3 separate regions of the Mus musculus genome follow, and regions 2 and 3 are each linked to region 1. A link is a loop called in an ENCODE intact Hi-C map of the cell type or tissue named here. Cell type or tissue: left cerebral cortex. All regions are shown on one strand.

Evidence for each region. A loop is a pair of places that touch in the nucleus more often than their neighbours do. Peaks named below come from ENCODE experiments on the same cell type or tissue, not always from the same donor. Only the 100,000 strongest peaks of a DNase experiment are listed, where the experiment ranks them.
Region 2: a loop joins it to region 1, with 3 times the contacts of the local background. A loop is called at or near these places in 10 of 42 quality-filtered maps.
Region 3: a loop joins it to region 1, with 4 times the contacts of the local background. A loop is called at or near these places in 16 of 42 quality-filtered maps.

The regions. Positions count from the first base shown.
Region 1 is chr15:97,780,371-97,788,370 of GRCm38, forward strand. Slc48a1 (solute carrier family 48 (heme transporter), member 1) reads left to right here and starts at 3,995. Exons shown (of 3, transcript NM_026353.4): 1 at 3,995-4,246. The coding sequence starts at 4,111. In left cerebral cortex, CTCF peaks have their summits at 2,604 (motif pointing left), 3,900 (motif pointing right) and 5,874 (motif pointing right); DNase peaks (open chromatin) are centred at 478, 2,109, 2,549, 3,893 and 5 more places; H3K4me3 peaks cover 3,354 bases; H3K27ac peaks cover 5,793 bases.
Region 2 is chr15:97,668,335-97,676,334 of GRCm38, forward strand. Rpap3 (RNA polymerase II associated protein 3) reads right to left here. Exons shown (of 17, transcript NM_028003.2): 17 at 6,771-7,045. The coding sequence ends at 6,960. Among named protein-coding and RNA genes, the nearest start is that of Rpap3, 33 kb to the right of the region's middle. In left cerebral cortex, no CTCF peak of the experiment used is centred here; DNase peaks (open chromatin) are centred at 4,007 and 4,245; H3K27ac peaks cover 1,196 bases.
Region 3 is chr15:97,948,910-97,956,909 of GRCm38, forward strand. No RefSeq gene overlaps it. Among named protein-coding and RNA genes, the nearest start is that of Tmem106c, 11 kb to the right of the region's middle. In left cerebral cortex, a CTCF peak has its summit at 3,722 (motif pointing left); DNase peaks (open chromatin) are centred at 832, 1,530 and 3,715.

The DNA of each region.
Region 1 (8,000 bases):
ATCAGCCACTCAAAGGCCACATGTGATCCCGAGGTGGGGGTTGGGGGGGGGGGCGGACTGCATAGCCCAGATGTACATTGTTTTCTTTGTGGCTGAAAGTTATTTTGGGTGGCTTTGAGTTATTAGGAGACATAGTCTATAAACTGTGAAGCCAGACCTCTGAGTGTACTGGAGTCTCCAGGCCTTTAAAAGCTCCTTACTTCACCCACATTTTCCCATATGCACACACATTTCAGCCTAGACTTGTCCCCTTTGTATAGCCTGGGCCCCAGGCTGCTGTTACATAACCAGCCCTTGTTATTTTCTTGCACAAGCCCATCTCCATACAAACTGCTCAACACGCTCGGACGGTCGCTCACAGTACTTTGCCCCGCTCCCTTCCGTCCACCGTGGGAATGACGGAACACCTGACTTTCTAGGTTAAAATAATTTAAACGTTTCCAGAATCAGTTTCTTCTTTCCTTTCTGTCTCTGCCCGAGGCAGCTCTTGCCAGGGCAGGGTTTGGCTGCTACTAATTACGCTTTCTGGATTTTTACTGAGAACTCGTGGTGTGCCAGGAAGTCAGCCAAGCAGCAACTGCTCCTCAGAAGTCTTTGAAGTGGGCACAGTGGCTGGCTGTCTCCATTTTGTAGCTGCAGTAACCATTGTACTGAAGAGGGAAGGACAGGTTCTCCCTGCTTCTTGTCTTCCCCGGGCAGTCCCTCTTCATAGTAGTTAGTGTCAGGTGATATTTCTAGAACACAGTTACTCCAGGCTGTGAGGAGGGAGGTAGATGCAGCAAGGCCCTGCACACACACACGCACACGCACACGCACACACACATATTGTGTGTGCATGTGTGCATGTATGTCTTCAGACACACTGGAAGAGGGCATTGGATCTAATTATAGCTGGTTGTGAGCCACTTTATGGTTGCTGGGAATTGAACTCATGACCTCATAACCTCTGGAATCTATCTATCTATCTATCTATCTATCTATCTATCTATCTATCTATCTACAGATATACAAGATTCACCTATCACTCTAGCTCAAATCCAACAGTCCAGCTACAAAAAAAAATATTGTTATCATTTCTAGAACATTCCACTGTGCGTGCCTCACCTCCCAGGGTTGTCTTATGTACTGCTCCTAATTCCTAGGGTATTGTCCATCCAGGCCAGCCCTGAGGCTATCTATGGCAGGGCTCTGGACCTCAAGGCTGTGTTCCTCTGGGTGACTCTCACTTCTCCACACGCCACCCAGAAGATGGCTGAAATGAATTTGTACATCAAAAATCATCCCTTGTTTTAGAAACGTACCCAAGCCAGGTGCAGTGGATCACACTGTAATTCTAGTGCTCTGAAGACCAGGCTGCAGGATTTTTGATTAATTAATTAATTAATTAATTATGTATATGAGCACACTGACATTGACACACCAGAAGAGGGCATTGGATCAGATTACAGATAGTTGTGAGCCACCCTGTGGTTGCTGGGAATTGAACTCAGGACTTCTGGAACCCCTGAGCCATCCTCCAGCCTCCTAGGCTGGAGGATCTTAGAAGCCAGACTCCCTTACACAGTGAGAGCTCGTCTCAGGATTCCAAACAACCCGAACCAACCAGTCACAGCAAACATTCAAATCTGAAAACAGCGAAAGGGGCACTGGCATTAATTTGGATATTTTTAAAGACGCTCCCCTCCCCGCCCCGCCCCCTGATTATTTTTAAAGGAAGATAAATGTGAATTGCGTCACGTGCTTGGCAATTAATTGAGCATTCCTCCTTAGACGGCTTGTGCCTAAATCCCCTTCATTGGTATTTAATGCTCGCTTCAGTCAGTCACAGTCATCTGCTCAACAGATGTGTGCTAAGGGAGTTTGGATGCCTCACACTCTGCTAGGTGTTGGCGGCCCCGAAACTGGGACCGCTGCTGCTCATGGAGATGGTCTTCTAGAAAGGTGAATCAGGCAGAGCTTTCAAGATATCCGCATCACAAGCTGTGAGCGCCCTACTTGATGAGTTTGGCTGCGTGAGGGAGTTAAGCGTCTGGAGTCTGGGAGTTTATCCTGGGTTACTTTGGTCCTTGTGGAAGAAAGAGGGAGGAGGGGGAGGGAGGAGTCTCCGCCAGTCGGGAAGCAGAGTAACTTGCAAACAGCTGTTCCCTACAGCTTCCCTGGGGAGGCAGCCCGGGAGTCCTCTTGCTTTCAGTGCAGTGACATTTCTATTTGGATCCTTGACCTAAGGACTATAAAGCTTCGATGCTTCTAAATGTATTAAAATTGTGGTACTTGTTGCTGTAGTGAAAGGATGCTAGTTATTCACACTGTGAGGTCTAAGGGTGCGCCGGGTGGCCCGGCCAGAGGACTCTGGGTTGAAGAGTGCAGAAGCCCGGCTTTTGCTTTGACCTTCCCTGTCAGCAGTCCATACTGACAGCTGAGCTGGTGGAGACACGGGGCGGTTCTGCTGTGGATGCACTGCAGAGGCAGGGGCAAGCTTGCAAGGCTTGCAAGGGATTGGGGCATGAGAGTTGAGGAAAGGAAAGGAAGAAAGTGTTAGAGGCGAGTGGGTTTGGCCAGCCACTCCCCACACAGCGGCTTTGCAAAGGCGGGCGACCCCTGGTGGAAGGGTAGGGTCCTAGGCTCATCCTCAGACTCTCATCTACCTAGCTGATCCTAGGCGGGCCTGGAAATGCGTCTTTATCAGAGTCAGCTACAATTTCCGAGACAGGGTTTCTCTGTGTAGCCCTGGCTGTCCTGGAACTCGCTCTGTAGGCCAAGCTGGCCTCGAACTCAGAAATCCGCCCTTCTCTGCCTCCCAAATGCGGGGATTAAAGGCATTTGGCACCACTGCCTGGCCAACGATCACTTTTTAATTTAATAAACTAAAATGGTGGCAAACGTGTGGAGCAATCTTGTGCTGTGTGTATAACTTTTGGGAAGGAAACCCACTGCTTCGAAATATGGATAGAAAGATTTTTTTCCCCTTATTTTGGTCTTTTGAGACCGGGATTCTCTGTGTAGCCCTGGCTGACCCCTGTAGACCAGGCTAGGCTCCAACTCACCAAGATCCACCTGCTTCTGCCTAGTGAGTGCTGGGATTAATGGTGAGCACCACCACCACCTGGCTGGTAAAAAGAATGAATATGTTAATTGTTGTTATATTATTTTAGATTTTTTTTCAAGTTTTATTTTACTTATTTAATTTCGGGCAAGTTGGGGAATCAAACTAGCTCCCCAGATCTGTTTTCTTGCCTCGGCCACTTCCCAATTGCCAGGATTCCACGTGTGGGCCATCATGTGCAGTTTTATGGGTTTTCCTTGTTTGTTTTGGTTTGTGACTTTTGTGACTGGGTCTAGCTTCCCTCGAACTCAAAGAAATCTGCTTCCCTCTGCCTCCACCTCTACCAGTGTAAAGGCATGCACCACCACAGCTGGCTAGTTTCTATAGCCTTAACTTGTCCTTTTAATGAGTTTGAACTTCCCATTCAAAATTTAATCCCAGAACTCAGGAGGTAGAGGCAGAAGGGTCTCTATGAGTTCCAAGCCAACCTGGCCTACATAGGGAATTCCAAGACCGACAAGACTACGTGGAGACACCACGTCTCAAAAAAAAATTCAAAAGTATTTTAAAAATTAAAAAGTGCTCATTGGGGCTGGAGAGGTGGCTCAGCGGATAAGAGCACTGACTGCTCTTCCAAAGGTCCTGAGTTCAAACCCAGCAATCACATGGTGGCTCACAACCATCTGTAACGGGATCGGATGCCCTCTTCTGGTGTGTGTCTGAAGACAGCTACAGTGTGCTCACATATACAAAATATTTTTAAATGATCATTGTAGCCGGCTCCGGTAAAGACGGTATTTCTAGGCCAGCCAAGGCTAGATAGGTGGCGTTCTGGGGATGAGGCCAGGACCCTGCCCTTCCACCAGGGGTCGCCGGCCTTTGCCAAGCGGCGGTGTCGGGAGCGGCCTCCGGCCGGGGAGGGCGCTGTGCCGTTGGCACCGGGGGCGGGCTGGGGGCGGAGCGCCGGGCGGCAGCGGCTCTGGCTCGGGCTCGGGCTGGGGCTGGGGCTTGGGCTCCAGCTCGGGCCCTGCACCTGTGACTCGGCGGCGTTGCTCCTCCGCTGCCCCATGGCCCCGTCCCGGCTGCAGCTCGGCCTCCGCGCCGCCTACTCCGGCTTCAGCTCGGTAGCCGGCTTCTCCATCTTCTTCGTCTGGACGGTGGTCTACCGACAACCGGGGACTGCGGCGATGGGGGGTCTCGCAGGTATCCCCGGGGGACGCGGGGTGATCGGGGCGGGCTGCGCGCGGCGGCTGCGGTGGCGCTGCCCGGGGGTGGGAGCGTTGTTTACTCCAGAGAGACTGGAGACAGCGCAGGCCCGGGTTCCTGGGCAGTGCCCGGGCCTCTGGGACCTGGCGCCTTATGAACGTGGCGGGACCTAGGGTGCCCACAGCCCGCCCCTGTGGTTCGCACAGCTCTGCGGCTCCAGGGCTGTTGCGTCCCCCGCACCCTGTGAATCTACCCTCCACCCCGTGTCCACTAGAGCGTCCTCTGCGCGCCCATCTCCTGGCCACCCTCGCTCCCTCAACACGCACACTGTGCGGGATTACCGCATCTCTTATAATAAGTGGGGTTCGTGGGGAAACCCATCAGCCAGCCCCCTTCCAGCCCCAGAGGCCCTCTGCCGAGACCAGGACTGTACTGTGGACCCGGTGTCACTGGACATTCCCTTTACACCTGTGTCCATCTGCTCTGGTCGGAACCAGTGGGAATCTGCTAATCCCTGAGGGACGAGGAGGTGGCGAAGGCCCAGCCGTGCTCTCTAATGTGTAATTTTGGGTCACGCCGTTTAGCCTCTCTTGTGTGAAGGCCAAATATATTATTTACACGTATTATCATCATTTAATATTTTTTTGCTGGGCTAAACAAATCTACTCTCCTTATGTCATCTAATCCTAATAGTAGTCCTCTGAAGTAACATTATTTGTGCCCATTTTACAGTTAGAAAAAAATCAATCGAGGCTTACGGTAAATAAATAATGTGTCCAGGGTTTCAACAGCCACACGATGTGCCCCCAAGATGGCTCAGCCTTAGCCTGGCCGACCCGATTTCCATCCCTAGAACTCAGAAGGATTCAGGTTGGCATGCTAAAGGCATTAAAAGCCCTATGGAGGAAACTAACCCAACAGTACGACAGCCACATGAAGTAATATGTATGGCGAAAGTATGTGTAAGGAAAACGTTTTAAGATACAACATTTATTCCATGGCTAAAATCCTTGGCCAAAGATCTAAAAATGGAGTAACTCGAAAGAATTAATTTATGCTGGGCAGCAGTGGTGCATGCCTTTAATCCCAGCACTCGGGAGGCAGAGGCAGACGGATTTCTGAGTTCAAGGGCAGCCTAGTTTACAGAGTGGGTTCTGGGATAGCCTAGGCTACACAGAGAAATCCTGTCTCAAAAAACCAAAACAAATTCACTCATGGCCTCTGAATGCACCAAGTGCCGTTCTGAGAGAGAGAGAGGGCCGGAGGTGGGGTTTCTGCCTTATCAGAGGGCATGCACGTCTCCTAAACCTAAGGCGTGCCAAGCAAGAGACTGGGGGCACCATGAAGGTTGGGTTTGATGCTCTGGCTGGGAGTTCTCGAGCCCTGTATGGGTTGGGGGGTGGGGGGCACCTGTGGACTCCTGACCTTTCTGGAATAGCCAGCACCCAAGCCTACTTGTGCACAGAGCCTTTCCCCTCTACTGCCCTCCTCCACACTTCCTATTGGCCCTGCTGCTGCCAGGTTTGGAAGGCACTGCCTTGGCCCAGGGCTGGATGCTGAGGCTTGAGATAAGCTCTCTGGATGCTGGAGGGAGGAAAAGCTTTGCTGGGGTCAGCTGACTTGGTTCAGAGTCAGGCCAGTGGAGGGAGCCATGTGAGGCATGGCAGTGCCTGCTGGCAGGAGATGCCGCTGACTGAGACTCCCCTCTGGACGTGCAGTGCTGAGTGCTACTGTCCACTCTCCCAAGCTGTGTCTGGCTGCTTATCGCTAGGAGGGAATGATACTCAAGGGAGGCTGAGGCAGGTGGATCTCTGAGTTCCAGGACAGCCTGGGTTACACAGACAAACCCTGTCTTATAACAACAACAAAGAGTGGAGGGAGGGTACCAGCCCCCACTCCTGGCAGCCACAAGGGCCTCCCTGTGACCCTGCTTGTTAGTTCCTTGACACCCTTGCCTGACCTGAGGCAGGCTAGCCTCGAAGCTGCCTTCAGAGACAGGCACGTGGCCACAATTAGCTGGGACAGGAACACACAACTCCCAGGTTGTTTGGACATTGGCAACCTGAGGTGGTTGTGAGGAGCCAAAACTGCTTGGTGGAGGGGGCGGGTGGGCACTCATTCCCGACCCGGCATGAGTTGGGGCAGGGGGGTCCACAGGCAGTCACCCTCCTTCCTCTTTTAGGGTGGAATGTCAGCAGGTTTTCTGACTTGCAAGCACTCCACTTCTGACTCAGCATTTTGCAGCCCAGAAATTGCTGAGTCACAGGGTCCATCCTAGTGGGTTTTGCCCGTGTTGGTCAACTGTGGCTGTCGGGCATGCTGGCTTCTGGAACACGGTATGTATGAGCATCTGGGGGTGGGGACCTACTCTTATCCTGGCAGGAATCTGGGAGGAAGTGACTTTGCAAAACGGCAGTGGCCTAAAAAAGTGTGGGTTTGCTGGAGAGGCCTCATCAGACACCCCCCCCACCCCCACCCCCACCCCGCTCTGCACTGGGAGCCCTAGGTAACATGTCTGCTCTGTGTCTAGAAACCATGGAAAGTACTTGTTCCTCACATCCAAACATCTCCATTCTTCACAATTGAGCTTTGATGGAGAGGCCCTCTAGCACCCTGGGTCTCCTTTGTCCTCAGGGTAGAGCAACAGGCCTGGGGTGTGTTCTCAGACTCCTATACCAAATGCCTGTATTTACTCTATAGGCTCCCTCGGGCAGCTGGAAGTGCTTTCTCTTACCAGGCCTAGGAACCCAGAGCCTAGGCAGGTCTAGCCTTGGAGAAAGCAGAGGGAGCCAGGGTGAGATCTAGCTTGCTGCTGCAGCCAGTTGGGGCTGGGGACTTGTCCTTTCTGCTCCAAGTTGTATAGACCAGGCATCTCGGAGCCCAGTATCTCAGGAAAGGGAACAGAGAAAGGCAGAATATAGTTGCTTCCCACAAGAGTAGAGAAGGGGACCTGGGAGGGACACTTCCTCGTTGGGTGACCACTTGTGGAGGGCGTATCGCTCCAAGGAGGGCCAGGATGAGATGAGCCCTCCAGCTGGAGCATGCTGCCCTGCAGAAGGCCTGGGTATAGGGCTGGAGGTGGGTTCAGGGCCACCTGAGCCCCCTTCCTAATTCTCTTCCTGCTCTCAGTACTTCTGGGCGTATGTGGAGGTGAGGGTTTGGGGGACCCCTGGGTCGGGCTGGTGGTCTGAGATGGCTTCCTAGTGGTGGTCTGCACACTTCCTAGTTTAGCGTTTTCTAACCCGGAAACTGCTTAGCCACAGAGGAACTGCTCTGACCACCTTCCCCTCCTAAGCTGGACTCCAGAATCCTCAAGTGGGAAAGGATCTTAGAACTCGGCTGTTGCACCTCTTGTGTGAGGCGATTGGACAAGTCTCTGAAGGAACTGGACTATCCCTGCAATGAAATGCTCAATAACAAAAGCCCACGTACTCGGGGGTGGAGCTTACGGGTAAAGCCAGCCAGCCCCGTGCATGCGCACAGAGCCCTGGGTTCAATCATCAGCACCCCTAAGGATCCTAAGCACCCAACCAACTCCCTGCAGGTGAAAACGTGAGGGGCAGGGAAGACTTCTGTGGAGGTTGCTGGAATAAAATCCAGATCATGGAGGGTAAAGCAAGGATTAGGGTTCTGGCTTCCTCTGGCCTGCTGCGGCTTTCTGCCAAGATAGATGGAGGCATGTTTGTTTTTCTCCACCCAGAGCTCCGGGGTGATGCGAACCCATTCCTCGGAGGAAGGTTGAGGGCCAGTT
Region 2 (8,000 bases), 110 kb before region 1:
GGTGAAGGTCCCTCTGGTCATAGATGCTGTGACCCCGTGCCTGGTGAAGGTCCTATTGGTCACTAATGCTCCAATCTGGTGCCTGGTGAGGGTCCTGTTGTGTCTGGCCAGTAGATCACAACCTGGGTTCTAGCCTGGAAAGGCATTTTGGAAACCTGGAAGAGAAGAGGGGCTAGGCGGCGAGAGAAAGAAATGCAGCTTAGACAGGCATTCTGATCAAAGCTCAATTTTACTGTTCTGCACGCAGTTATGAAGCAGGGGAAGGGGGCCCAATTCCCGCCAAATAATCTCGGGGTCCAGTAGCAAAGCGGCAGGTTCCAGCGGTGGGCGTGGCAGAAAGATTGAGCAGGAAGCTCCACCCCCGAGCAAGCAGGTTTCAGGCTGGGGGAGGGGAGACTACAGGGTCCCTCTCCTCTGGTCCCAGATGCTGTGACCCCATGCCTGATGCAGGTCCCTCTGACTGCAGGCAACCATCTTGCTGCATTCCCGCAGTGTAGAGGGAGAGGGTAAGCTCAAGAGAGGAAGAGGAAGCCCTCTCCTCTCCTCTCCTCTCCTCCCCTCCCCTCCCCTCCCCCTGCCCTCCCCTCCCCTCCCCTCCCCTCCCCTCCCCTCTCCCCTCCTCTCCCCTCCTCTCCTCTCCCCTCCTCTCCTCTCCCCTCCTCTCCTCTCCTCTCCTCTCCCCTCCTCCCCTCCACTCTCCTCTCTCCTCTCCCCTCCCCTCCTCTCCCCTCTCCTCTCCTCTCCCCTCCCCTCCCCTCCTCCCCTCTCCCCTCCTCTCCTCTCCTCTCCTCTCCTCTTCCCTCCTCTCCCCTCCTCCCCTCTCCTCTCCTCTCCTCTCCTCTCCTCTCCTCTCTCCTCTCCTCTCCTCTCCCCTCCTCTCCCCTCCCCTCTTCTCCCCTCTCCTCCTCTCCCCTCCCCTCCCCTCCCCTCCCCTCCCCTCTCCTCTCCTCTCCTCTCCTCTTCTCCTGTCCTAAGAGCACTAGTCTCATCAATCTAGCCTTGTGACAGATCATCCATCTCCCAGAGGCTCCATCTCCAAATGCTACACACTGAGGCTCTGGGGTTTTAATGTACAGATCTGAGGTGGATATAAGCATTCAATCCATGCACTTAAAGCCTCTACATTTAAAGACCAGGCCTGATTTTGAAAAAAAAAAAAAAAGGCCGTAAGGCACCAGCTCCAGGAACAAACTGTAAGTCCCAGAAATTAGGTGATAAGACCATCAGCTCCAGAGACGGACCCTAAAATCCAGAACAGGATCATAAAACCCCCTCCCAAAGGAGACTTCTACAGTCCTTCCAAAAGCAGGTCTGCCGCAGCAAAACCCCACTATGCTGGTATTAGCTTGTCTTAGTTAGGGCTTCTAAAGGGAGCAGGGGAGGAAAGAGTTTATTCCGCTCACACGTTCTCATAGTTGGCCATCATCAAGGGAAGCCAGGACACAAGCTCACACAGGGCAGGAACCTGGAGGCAGGGACTGATGCAGAGGCCATGGAGGGTGCTGCTTACTGGCTTGCTCCTCATGGCTTGCTCAGCCTGCTTTCTGATAGAACCCAGGACCCCTCAGCCCAGGGGTTTCCCCAGCTACAGTGGACTGGGCCCTCTCCCATTGATCACCAATTGAGAAAATGCCCTACAGCTGGATCCCATGGAGCCATTTTCTCAGCTGAGGCTCCCTCCTCTCTGATGACTCTGGGCTGTGTCGAGCTGACATAAAAGCAGCCAGCACACCCTACAACCTGAATGCGGCCTCGCTCACCAAAATGTGTGAGAACTTCTCCATGCCCAGGAACCTGGACCAGCCACACTGTGGCTCTGAGCAAGTCCCGAGGGGGAGGGGCAGGATGGAAAATAAAGAGATAACAAAGGGAAAGAGTCAAAAGCTGGGGTCAGGAGGGCTGAGGGGCTGAAGACCCAGGCCAGCAAGTTTATTAACGGTACAGTTCTTTTATTCCTCAAACAGAGGGTGAAGAATGTCAGATGGTAGAATTATAGGGTGCTCAAAATATCCCAAATTCCACTTTGGCAAGGTACATTATGGGATGGCAAACAAAGCATTTCACACCTCAGTGTCTGCAACATTCAGTCACATACACACACGTGAGGAAAATGCCAAGTGCCAGTTCCTGGATTACTGTCCTTGCCCGCCCCAGGCCCTAGCATCCATCCATAGTGTGCCTTGCATGGCACAACCCTGGATTGGCTGATGGCAGGATGCCCACGTCCTATCATCAGGGCCTCTGGACAGTCTTCAATCCAGCCTAGCCCACGACAGTTCCCCAGGATCCTAGTTACTTTCCTAATAAAAAAAGACTTTGACAGAAGAAACATCTGAGAAAGAAGACAATGGGTCTTTCTCCATGTCCGCAGTCCAGGAGCCCAGGCTGGGAATGGTGCAACCGACAGTGGGTGGAGCTTCCTGGCTCAAATAATGCAACCAAGATAATCTCCCTGGGGCATGCTCAGAGGCTGGCCCATCTCCCAGATGACTCTAGATTTCATGTTGGAAGTTGAAATGAACCATCACTAGCCTCCCGCAGTCTTCAAAGACCACGGTATCTGATGATACACTATGAGGACCTGACCAGGAAGACAAAGGTCTATTTCCTAATTTTTATTTTATGTGTGTGTGTGTGTGTGTGTGTGTGTGTGTGTGTGTGGTGTGCGTGTGTGTTGCACTGTGGAGGTTCAGAGGCACTCCTGTGGGAGTCAGTTCTCTTCTTCCACTCCATGGGTTCTGGGTATCGAACTCAGGTCATCAGACTTGGCTGCAAGTACCTTTACCCACAGAGCCATCTCGCCAACCCTTGTATCCTAGGCATTACCCTGAACAGACAGACATACAGCCCACTGGATGCGGAACACCAAGTACTGAGCTCTTCTCACCAGTCAGTGGCTGAAAGGTTTTTGCTCTGCTTGGAGAGAAACCATGGGTAGACAAGAAACTCTTCAAATATGAACTTCTAGAACTTTCTCACCCCCTTGAGACTTAACAGCTGCAAGGGACTAGAGTGGGCAAGTGATATAGGAACGAGCAATGGCCTCTAATATGGCAGCTCTCGTGGAAGTCTACATACCAGAACCATTGCCCTCCCTGTACCTATAGATCGGCTACAGGGACCCTTGGCTACGGCAGCCAGTGGCACAGGTCTCAGCCTCAAGGATGTGTGTCCTTTGGAACTCTTGGCAAGAAGCGATGCAGATTGTCTTCTCTGGCTTCTCCCAGTCTGCTCTCTCCCCATCTGCCATCTTTTGTTTGTTCTCTTCTTCCTCCTTGGCCTCTTACACTCCTCAAAGGCTATTTGGTTGTTAGTGCCCACTGTGATCACTCGAGAGTACTTGCTTCTTGGAGACAGCCTGTGAGAGCCAGGGTATACAGCTGAGGCACCTGCCTCTACTCAAGGTCTGAGGCATCTAGAGGGCCATTCGGGAACTGGACGCTGAGCATGGCTGGGATGAGTCAGGCATCCTCTGCCACAGGGAGCAGGGACTCAATGGACAGGTGGGATTTCTGGGCAGAATCAATGCAATATGAGGCACCACACGGGAGGCACAGAGGGATTTGATCCCAGGGGATATTGCTAGTACAGAGTCCTCTGACGACTGATGCTTCTGCACCTGTCGCATGACCACAGGCCTCTAAGGCTTATGTACCGCCAATCTTCCGCACCCAAACATCAGTTGTCAGTACTTTGTTCTAGAGAGCCAGGTATGAGGCTCATGAGCTGGGCAGCATCAAGTCCTAGTGTGGGGTGCTTATGGGCATCTGTGGTTTTCAGCTGTCAAGCTATGAGGCAGCGAGTGTGGTATCGATACTGTTAGGTTCCCAGTGGGCACCTGCAGGACCCTCGCCTGTCAAGTCAAGGCCCAAGGCCTGAGCTTTTCCAACCATCAAGCTGCTACTTGAAACCAGAGCCAAGGCTGCTGCTCAGCCTACTGTCAAACCCTGCCTACTGCCAGTCTCCATGGTAACCACCCTTCTCTGTTTCTCCTTCTCTGTCACCAGCTCAGCCTGCGCTCTCAAGAGCAGGCAAAGAAAAGGCCACAAAGAGACGTCTATAAGACCTGATGTGGCAACACCAAGGGAGATGGCACAGAGGGTTCCCTAGGCAACTTCCAGCAAGCCTCACTGCCTATCCACACTATCCAAGAAGGGGTGCTTAAACCAGTCACAGCCTGACACTTGTCGTCATAGTCCCTCGGGAAGTGGTTCATCTAGGCTACAGTCACAGAACACACTGTTTCTAACAGCCTTGGCAGAGGCTGTGTCTTCAGGTGCCAAGGCAATCAGCGCCTTTCACTGCCATCTTTTATATCGTTGTATCAAGGGATCCACGGAGTATTCCAGATGGCTGGCGCTGGCACAGGGGAGTCAGGCTGGTGGATGGACTCAAGGCAGTGCAGGGCTGCACAAGAGTCCGAGAACTGCTCATTAGACACTCAGATGACCCTGTTCCCAGCGCTGGTGCTATGGGGAAACGAAGGAAGGCGTGCTCGCAAATATAAACTGAAAGAGCTTAGTACCTACAGTGCTTCAGACAGGCTGAGTGCCCAGACACAGGCGGGTCCTTGCTCTGTCTCACCCCAACCTTGGGCAAGCCCATAAGGTACTCGGGAAAGGCTGTGTGTGTCTAAACTTTATAAAAGCTTAACAGAACACACAAAACAGTCATGTGGAAAAGAAGTCTTTTTATTGCCCCAAATGATTCAACAGTCAGTATAAGGAAGTGAGCGGAGTTCCACTATAGACAGCTTCCTTTTTCTAAGTGATTTCTCCTTAAAAGTCCTGGGTATCATTCTAAAGTGGATTGACTTGAGGATCCTACAATAAATACCCGGCTTGAGAAAAGGAACCCACTAATTCTAGCCTCCCACACAAGTGGTGATACTCTAGACAGATCAGTTTATCAACATTAACTGGACTCCTGTCATGACCAGGTGAATATTACCACTGACATGTTTTTGTTTTGTTTTGTTTTGTTTTAAAAAAAAAAAAAAACCCTTTTGATATACAAGCAGCTTAAAGTCTGGCACGTAGCCAACATATTACAGATGAACAATAACAAATGGAAAGTAAATCAGATGGGCACAGGTGGTGTAGACCCACAATCCTGCAGTTGGGAGGCAGGGGCAGGAAGGTCAGGAGTTCGAGGCTAGCTGATTGCTGTACCTTAGTCTTAGTCCCCTCACTGACTGGATCTCTCTATGAACAGCATCAACCCTAAGAAGTCGGCCTCCTCAGCATTACCTTTCTTCTTCACCTCAAGGAAAGACTACAGTACACAAAGGCCACCAGGCATGTGGAGTGTCAGGCAACCTCGTACAGCATCTCTGCTCTCACTTATTTAGCAGGTGACACTAGGCGAACGACCCACATATGCTTCCATTCTCTTACTTGGAGACAAAGTCTGTGGCTCCTGATTTGCTAGAGAAACCTTGGCCTCTTTGTCACTGTACAGAAACTGTCATGGCCTGGATCTGACCCAACAAGTCTCCCAGTGGGTCCCGGGCTCACACAAGGATCCTCCTGCTGCCCACAAGTCTCCAGTGGGTCCTGGGCTCACACTCCTCCCTGCCAGGTGCTGATCCCCTCCCTACACTCTGCTTCCTCCCTAGCCTTGATGGTTCTTTGGAATCTTTTCTGTCTGAGCCTAATGTCTCCTCCATGTTTGTACTTAGGACCATGATCGCTGGTGGCCAGGGGCTCAGTTTAAATCTTAGCTATAACATAAAACAGCCAGTTCTAAGAGAACAGCTTCTCCTGGCTTCCTTCCAATTTCTGCTGACCGTAAGACAGGTGGGAAGACCCCACGTGAGAGCACTGCTTGGGCCTGCTGTGGTGGTTTGAATTGCTTGGCCCAGGGAATGGCACTATTAGGAGGTGTGGCCTTATTGGAGGGAGTGTGTCACTGTGGGGATGGGCAATGAGACCCTGTTCCTAACCACGTGGGAGCCAGTCTTCGCCTAGTGGTCTTTAGATAATAATGTCGGACTCTCAGCTTCTGCACCATGCCTGCCTGGATGCTGCCATGTTCCTGCCTTGATGATAATAGACTGAACCTCTGAACCTGTAAGCCAGCCCCAATTAAATGTTTGTGTAAGAGTAGCCTTGGTCGTGGTGTTTGTTCACAGTGGTAAACCCTGGCTAAGAACCCAGGCATACAAAGTCCTAATGCTTTGGCACTCATTGTTCCTGCCTCTGGGGTCTTTCCTAAGCATTTCCCATGGGTCCCTTCTGCACCACCCAGAAGATCTCATGTGGCTTAGGGCCATCACTCCCCCAGAGTCATTAAACTTCTAAAAGCAAAGTCAACACTAACCCAGAACCTCACAGAGAAAAGGTTTTGCAAGTAGGCATGGGTTATAGCATGCAACCTGTAACACGCTTGCTACACGACTCACCACCAACACTCATGGAAGCTGGACCAGGTCTGACGCCAGAGTGAGGACTGGGCAGTGAGTGCCAAGTCTAGACAGCTGTGAGCATCACAAACAGCCCGCAGCAGGAGCTGAAGACACTGTCTTGGTCCCATTGTTGGTAAAACGGTTGCTTTGTTTAGGTGCACGGGAAGGGAGAGAGACAACTGTGCTATCTAGTCAATACTACCCGCCCCACAGAAACCACTTTATTAATGTGGACAGGAAGTAGCTGTGTGTTATAACTATAAAAATTCATGAAAATATAAAAATGTTAATTGAGACACTGAGGAATGTAACTAATATAGCATTTAGTTATTTATAAAATGAAATATCGACCCTTATAGATGTAACTCATAAAAACTTAGTTTATTTGAAGCATCTCTCACTAGTTAGGCCACAGAACACTTACAGTGAATCAACTGCCATCCAGAGATAGGAAACTCCTCTCGGGTAAGGTTTCACTTTTGTAAAAAGTCAAACACTTGATTTCAGTAAGGAAAATAATGTACACAGAGGCGGCAACGTCCGATCATGGAGGTCAGCCGCCGTATCTTTTCTTGAGTTCTTCAACAGAATCTTCCTTCAGGTCTGATTTTTCTAAGTGATTGAATAATACATTTGTAACTAAAAAAGAAAAAAAAATAGATGGTATGTCACTCATTTTAAGACACTATGCAAAACATAAATTCAAGATTAATTTGACCCATCATTATTTGATTTTACCATCTTTTTACCATTTTTTTTACCATCTTTTACTAGTAATTACCATTTCTCATAAATTCTTGTATACTTATGGATATTTGTTTGTTTGTTTGTTTGTTTGTTTGCGTAGCCCTGGCTGTCCTGGAACTTGCTCTGTAGAGCAGTCTGGCCTCAAATCCAGATCTCCCTGCCGCCTCTGCCTCTGCCCCTCTGCAGTGCTAGAATTAAAAGCAAGTCTGTCCACCATGTCCAGCTAGTCTGTACATTTAAAGAGTAATCTAAGAAGAAGTTGTTCTTTCCGGACCGACCGTCTTGTGGCCAGTATAACCTTCTCCTCCACCCTCAATGACACCAATCTAAGCAGTCCCGGGAAACACTGATACTGCTGGCTTCTCCATGCTGAACTGGAGTGAGCCGTCCCTATCAGCAGCAGTAAAACAGGTAAGCACAGCTAACGGTTCTGAGCGCTTAGTGACTGGGTCCACACAGTCCCCATGTTCTCAGCAGACGGGAGAAACCCGGCCAAGATCCTGCTGCCAGGGTGATGTGAGGAACCAGCTCAGGCGCTCCACGTGCACCCTGGAGAGAGAGGACTCTCGTGTGCTGTGCACCGTCACACATTAGGGCCCAGTGCAGAAGGCAGGGTTCCTGCTCTCAAGAGCTTGCATCCCTTCTGAGAAAGAAAAAACACATATTCGCAAAAGTGCCACACCTATTCATCAGAAAGAAAACGGAAGCAGGGTGAGGGACGGGGTGGGGGTGGGGGCGTGGGAGGCAGGCAGGCACTCTAACCAGAGAATTGTTGGCCATGAGCGAGAACCGAAGGAGTGAAGACACAGGAGCGGATATTCAAGAGGGAAGAAGCAAGGCCCTGAGG
Region 3 (8,000 bases), 170 kb after region 1:
GGCGGGGCTTACCCAGCAATGCAGCAGAGCCTGAGGCCGTAGATCGCTTAGGAGAAGCCAAGGAAGGCTGCTAATCCCCTCAAATCACCCTCAAATTTCCCCACAGCTAGTCCCCAGGACAAGCTGCTGGCAGAGCAAGCCCTCTTGCACTGCAAACCTGACTTGCTAAGCTTAGGTTGCCCTGCAGCCCACTGTCTGACCTGGGCAGCCTCTTTGTCACGCACACACACACACACACACACACACACACACACACACACACACACTCGCCACCGCCCCAGACTCTCCAGTGCTGTGGCCCCTCTCCCTGTCCTCAGCACCAGCACTTCTGGCTGCATGAGCCTCCCCTCTTGCTTGCCAGGGGTCCTCAGACAGAGATTCTCTGCCTCCTCCTAGAGCCAGCCTTCTCTTACTAGGTTCCCCTAGACTGTGAGGAGCTCTCACCATTCACAGCTTCTCACAGCTTCTAAGCTAGGCCTGCATAAAGGCTACACCCTGGCCAACAGGCTCTCCCCGGCCAAGTGGAGGCACCGCTCGAAGAACCAAGTTGTGGAGGGCAGGCCCTCCTACCACCCCGGCCCAAGCCCCCATGCTGGGGGCCCCACACTGGCACCAGGGAGCCCTCAGGGCTGAGCCCACCCTGCCATCAGAGGCCACAGGAATGTCCATGTGGGCCAGCCAGGGCCTGCTTGGTGACTGTCCACTCCCTCCTCCACGGCTGACTTTCCCTCGGTTTCTCTCTGACTCGGCTTCTGTTTAACTCTGATTTAATTTCTCTCCCGTCCTGGGTTTTCTGTGGGGCTCTGTCTCTGCCATCCATCCGAGCCATCAAAGGGCAGTGGGCCTACCCTCTTCCTGTAGAGTGGCCAAGGCTTCTGATCCAGGTCCTTGGCTGCTCAGGAAGTCTGCCTCTGAGAAGTGACTGAGGTCTCCTCAGACAACCCCAGAGTTCAGGGCTGCAGTGGAGAGCAGGGTAAAGAGGGAAGAGGAAGCAGATGGGCCTGAGGGCAGGAGGATGGGGAAGAAGGGGAAGTCTTATGTTATAAGGTGCATGAGGAGCAGGGCTGGAGAGGGGGCTGTCTGGACCTTTACAGAATGCAGGTAGAGAAGGAAGTTGGGTTCTAAAGAAAGACAGTGTCTTGGGTAAAATACCCGTGGTTTGAGGACTCTATTCTGACAGTCGGAAGTTCTTCCTGGTGTCTAACCTCAGTCTCATCTACCTTTCTCCTGTGTGTTAATTTCTCACACACTCAAGATTCAAGCCCTTGGTGAAAGCATTCCTACAAAGTGCTTGCCGAGGGCACAGAGTCTTTCTCCCGGCCGTTGAAGCCACCAGCGTCCCTTCCCTTTGCCACCAGAGACCGAGCTGTGGGCAGGGGCAGCTCAAGCCATGCAGACAATCTTCCTTTCACACGCTCATTTATTTTCCCTCCCCACCTCTCCATCCCTTCCCCACCAGCTGCTTAAAATATTTCTCAAACAGAAAAACCTAACCGCAGCTGGAAACAAACCCTAAAGTTAGTCTGGAACGTGGGAGCTGCCAAGGAAAGTTACATATGGGCTTCGGCTGTCTGTGGGAGGACCAGCCTCTGCCTTGGAGACAGGCGTCCTGTAGGGCTGTGCAGGAAGCACCCAGGCCAGGGCAGAGGACAAGAGAACCATCCCTACTTCCACAATTAGCCAGTAAAGATGCCATCCAGTACCAGGCCCTGTGATCAGACCAAGGAGGACAAGCCACCTGAATAAAAAAATAATGAGCTTAACAAGAAAGTTAGGCTGAGTTGCAGACCCTTTAACGATGGCATGCCCAGGAGACCCTGGCCTAGGCACTTCTAAACATAATGGTTCATTTTAACCCCTAGTGTGGCAGAGACAGGCAAACCCTTGGAGCTCACTGGCCAGCCAGCCCAGCCAATCAGTGAGCTACAAGTTCAATGGAGACTCTATCTCTAAAGATGACCTGGGAGAATGATGGAGAAAGACACCAACTTCTCCCTCCGTCATTCACGAACACACCCACCCATGTGCATGGACACCAATGCACAACACAGGAGCAAAACCTTGTGAGGACCGATCACATTTGAAACAAAGTTCTTGTTATTATTTCCCAAACAATACAGTAGAACAATCACTTATATTTCATTATATATTATATACCATATAATATAGAGATAGTTACATGCACGCGGGATCTGCGTGGGCTATTTGCAGTGGCCACACCGTTTCACATAAGGGACAGGAACATCCTTAGGTTTTGCTATCTCCAATCCTGACCCCAACCCCTGCACAGACTGAGAGCCTCCTGGATAAACAGCCTGAGATTTCAGAGTGAGATGGTTCCTGGGAGAGGGTCAGCAGCATTCCCTAGAATTTTGTAGAGAAAACAACAGCCACATCTGGAAACACAGTGAGCCTTTTGACCCTCTGCTCACAGGCAGATTTAGAGAGATGAAGCAGAGACGGAACCCATAGGGCTATCATCCGATGTCTGGCATCCAGCATGAGAAATCCTCCCAGCTGTGCGGAACCCATACGTGATACTCATCTGAGAAAGATGCTCAGGCAGGTGGTACCCAGCCATGGCAGTACAGCCCTGGCATTTAACCCTACCTCTGGTGTCCTGGGCTCTTTTCATCTCCTACAGCCTCAACTTGTCTCGTTTAGGATGGTTGGGCCAGCAGACTAGCCACACAGCTCTAAGCCTCAGGACTTGGGAGGGTATCCTGGGCCAGGGGGTTAGAAACTTTCCCTCTCTGCCTTCCTCTTCTTTCTCTGTGACCTTTCTGAGGTCCCTAGCACCTCTGGACACAAACCCTTTCAGATCCAAACGCTCCGGGAGCACGGGATGAACAGTGTCCTTTTGCACACCTGAGAGCTAGCCACAAACGCCCTGCTAAATGGATGTCCAAGACGAACACCAAAACGATGGCAGAAATGTCAAGACACTAACCTGTTAGCTCCATGTGGTACCTTTAGACGAAAGCTTCTAAGGACCTGTTGGCCAAGACTTGGCAGAGTAAAAATAATTGACCTTTATTTAATGTCCACCGAATGACAGGCACGGCCCTAAAAGGCTTCTGTGGGTTAACTTACTTTATGATTTCAGCAGGGCTCCCCAAGAGCCTACTGAGGCATGGAAAGGGTTAAGGACAGTGAGGGCCTGGCAGCTGCTGGGGTTTTCTGGGCCAGCACTCATGTTTGGGTCTCCAAGCTCTTGAACCTGCAATTCTAACACTGGCAGAGTTCTGTCTGTTGCCTGGGGGGCAAGGATTGTGCTGTGCCCCACTGGGTCCCAGGGCCGAACACAAGGCTCAGAATGAGAGTCAGGGCTCCCAGGCAGGGTTGGCCTTAACTAGCTCAAGGTGTGTGTGTGGGCTCCTACCAAGCTTTGTGCAAATAACCTCTCCATGGCTCATGACCTCATGGGTAAAGGAATTCAAGCCCTTTCCCAGTCCTGGACTGACTAGATCTCAGCGGTAGCCTCTGGCTTCAAGAATCTACCTATTGCAAGGTGACTTTGCCAGAGGCACCAAAATCCCTTCCTGCCCCACTGTGCCAGAACAGATCAGGCCAGCCCCTGGCCCGCTGCTGCAGGAAAGTCTGTGTTGTGTGGGCTTCCTCGCCCTCACTGTGCCGCTTCCCCAAACCCTTCTGAGGAGGGGTACTCAGTCTGCATCTTGAGACGAGGCGCTGTCTGCTAGCCTCCTGCGCCCTCTGGTGGATGAAACAAGGAATGGCGTATGCTCCTTTGCGCGGCAGTCTTGAGTCCAATCAATCTTCCAGGACTGCCCTCTGCCCTCAGTCCCGTCTCTTCTCGATTTGGCTACCTTTCATTCAATTACTGTTCAGTGGGTCCCAGGAACATGACATGTGATGGGGACACCGTGTTTAAGTGTGTCACTGTCCGTGTTCCAAGGTTCTCTCTCTCTCTCTCTCTCTCTCTCTCTCTCAATGAGCGCTGACTTACCCAGTCCTATTCTCTGGCAGGCTCTTCTGGGAATCATCTCTGACCTCAAAGAGTTTCCAGTCCAACAGGACACACAGCCTGGCTGGCTAACCAAGTGACACGGGAGCTAGAGGGACAGGGTCCAACACAGACAGACCCGACGTCACAACAGCAACACTTAACTGGGCAGTGCCTGGTGTGAGCACAGTGGGAGTGTTTCTGTGTGTGCTCTCTGTGTGCGCATGTGCAGATTGTGAGCATGCATGTGTGTGGAAGAGGGCAGGGGGTACATTTGGTCAACCACAGGGGCTGTGCTTTGACAGCTGTGTAAAGAACATTGGGGTGTGGGGTCTATAGGGAAATTAGGCAGTTGAGGTGAGGTAGGGTGACCTGGAGGAGAGAATATTTGGCCCCAGGCATGTTCAGGAAGCTGTGTGGTTGGAGCATGTGGTGAGTGGGAAGAGGACAGAGTGGGAGGAAACCACCTCAGGCTCTGTAGGATTTGGATTCACACTGGGGGTGGGAGGGGCCACCAAAGGCCCCGCCTCATATGGAGAAGGAGGAGGTGATGAGACTTCCTTGTTACAAAAGGACACAAGACTAGACCACCAGACCCACTGGACAAAGGGGAAGGGACTGAAAACATGCTGGAGATGCTGTGGTCCTTATATGACAATCGTGTGTGCCGGAGTGGCCCCATCACTCTGGGAACCAGGCGCACATGTCTGTTAGATGGGGAGAGGCCACCCAGGGAAGATGGAACAAGATGACATGTTGGAGCGCCTGTCTCAGCGCCTGACCCATAATGCCCACTAAATTAGCACAGTTAGTCACGTCAGAGATTATCCAGCCAAGAAGGCTCTGACACTTGTCCAGGGCCTAGGCAGAGGATGCAAAGGAGCCGATAGCCACCGCACACTGTGGAACGAAGCGGTGGAGGACACCTGAGGATGAGACAGGGACTCTCCTTTACAAAACCCTCCCACAGTGCGTCACTGCCCTTCATCTCTAGTTACTGCTCGAGCTTCTGCACGCCTCGTCACACTCCTGGGTTTGCCACTGCCTCCTCCTCCTCCTCTGTCCACTTTCTCAGAGTGTATCCAGTTTGCCTGGCTGCTCTCAGGAAAAGGTGGTCGGAGTTGGGGGGGGGGGGGTCGGCAAGAGCTTTGCTGACTGAGCCTGGAAGTTCACTATCCTGGACAGAAGTCAACACATTAAGGGTTCACTGTACATTTTGGGTGACTCTCAGATGGGCTTCTAGTACTGTGTTTGCCCCTGACAGTGAGAAAAGGAATTCTGGGATAGGAAATACTTACTAGTAAAATTAGCTAGCCAAATGCCTGGCTTTTTTTCCCTCTCTGGAGAGGTGAAATCCAGGGAGCCTGCCTCTGGCCCTCAGGCACAGTCCCCAAAATTCACCAATGCAGGCAGCCTTTTTTTTTTTCCACACCTTACCCCAGAGTGCCAGCTGTGAAGCCCTGCACACCGGGGAATCCTGACTATCATCTAGAAGGAGAGGAAGGGACAGCCTTTAAAGTCACGTGATTAGTTTGCTCACAATTCTCCTTAGAGAGTTTGGTCCTCATTGCCAGCAATGAAAGGTCCTAAAGCTAAGCCCTGGCCCCTCTGCCAAGCCCCACATAGTGGCGGCACCTCCCTTGCCCTGGGTATAGTTCACATTTGTAGATCTGCTAGCTGTCCCCTTGGTCAACTAGCTAGAAAATCGTAAGATGTTACAGCTTGGGTCTTGCGTGAGGTTCTGTCTCCTCTTCCCAGGAAATAAGCCAGCCCTTTGGATTTCTTTGATTAGTGTGAGGTAGAGTTTAATTTCTTGAATCCAATCCCTTAAAATGTTTTCCACGAATGTTTCTTTTTTAGCAGATTACAGGGACGGATGGTATTCGGTGCTCATGGATGCTGCCAGGGAGCCCAAGCAAAGCATGGGGAACATAGATGAGGCGTGGACAGGCTGGGCATCACGTGCCACAGTGAAGGTTGCAGCCTCAGCATCACTGTGGGAAGTGGGCAGGGCTTCCCAGGGGAGTGACTGTACCACACCAGACATCAGGTGCTCACCGGGCCCAGTATCAGCTCCGCCTGCCGGGGAGATTGGGCTCTGAGTAGAGAGACCTGTGGGATGCTGAAAGTTCAGTGTACCATGGTAAAAACAAGAGAAGTCCTTCCTTGGCCTGCCTCCTGGGCTCTAAAGAGCATGTCCCAGAATTTGGGGAACCTTGGGAAGGGAGAGTTGGCCTTAAATAGTCAAGGAGTTTAAAGCCCAGGCTAGCCACTTGGGGGATGGCTCTGAATTGGACTTTTAGTTAAATAGGATTTCTTCTGGGTCCCTGAGGATGTGGAGGAATCCATAGCGCCCACCTGCAGCTAGGCCACACAGGGCACACCCCTGAGCTAGGTAGGGCTGTGCCACCATGCCAGGCTGGAAGGCTGCCTCCTTCCCAGCCCTGTACTCAGCTCTGCCCATTCACTCAAGGGGCTGAGGAACCTGGTTTGGCAGACTGATTGGGTGCTTGGCTTCGGTGGGTGAAGGGGCCTGGAAAGTGTTGTCTGTTCCTTGGTGGGACTCTGTCCCTGCCAGCTGGGGCCATGGCTGCCCTGTGTCTTGTTTACCTCCCCAGGGAAAACAGGCAGAGCAGCTGTTTCCTGCCCTGGGTTCTATGGCTGCAGAGTTCCTAAGTGTAGAAGATTCTCTCATTCTCTCTCTCTCTCTCTCTCCCTCCCTTCCTTGGCCCTTCCCTCTCCTCTCCTCCCCCTCCTCCTTGCTCCCTCTGTCTCTTCCCCTTCCCCCTTCCCTTCCCCCCCCCTCCTCTCCTCCCTCTCCTCTCCTTTCTCCCTCCCTGCGGCCCCTCCCTCCCCCCCTCTTTCTTGTCTCCCTCACCCTCCCTCCCTTTCCCCTACCTCCTTTCTCCCTCTCCTCTACCCCCCCCCTTCTATAGTCCCCTCCTTCCCTTCCCTTAAAGAACTGCCCTATGGCCTTCACTTTGGGGACACCAGAGCTGAGGGCTGTGAGATCTCAGGTGCACTTGAGAAACTGACAATTCAAACAACTGCAAAAGGATTTTGTGCCCCTTCAGCTGAAGCTCCAGCGGCTCCAGCGTGGGGCTAAGGCTCTGCTCTCTGAGCATGTGCGAGCAGGCAGAGCTTTCTGTAATGGCCAGCAACCAGGAAGCAGCGGTCCCTGTGTGTTATACTTGCTGAGTGTCATCTGGTCTTACATACATTTCTCATCTGTGGATAAACAACAGGGGCAGAATGAAGTACCCTGAAGCGCATTTCTAAGTGTGGGTCCTTAGTCCCCATCAGGGCAGGGGACTGTTAGGGGCTTAGAATTCCACAGCATCCACATAAGGAGTGGGGGGTACTCTGTGATGAGCAGGGTCCTCCCTGACCTCTAGGCTCTCTAGGATGAGGATTACTCTCTGGACCTCACCATCCCCAGTCCGTGGGGCTAGCACCCACGATGGCTGTGGAGAAACTGAGGAGGATGGAAGTGTGGAGATGCTCGGGTGGCCCCCCACTCTGCCCTGGCCACCCAGAGAGCCCCAGTGAGCTCACGTCTACCATAACCCCACTGCTAATAACTGGGCTATTGAGACAAAGCTGGAAGCCAGACACCAGTGAGAGATGAACGCTGTCTCCTCTGGAATGTACTAGCCAATTAAGCCTCTCAGAAGACTCAGGAATGATCCCGCAGGCCACGCTGGCCAGCCTCCAGGCTGGGGAGTTGTGCAAGGACTCGCTAAGGGTCTGCTACACACCTGGCTTCCGGTGCGAGCGAGCATTGGCCCAGGTGTGTGGTCTCTCCGTCCAAGCCACATCTTCAGGAGCAGACAGTCAGAGAGCCTCGGGGTTCCACTGGTGATGTTCCAGGCTCCCGTTCTTGGCCCACCACCCCAACCCCTGCCTCTTCCTGACCACAGGCTTTGTGCTCCCAGCCTTTGAAGAAAACCCCAACCCTCGGTATTTATTCTAGGCTAGTCTTCCTGTGAATGAATTGTAAATTCTAGCTAGCCCTTAGAAAAGACACACAATCCAG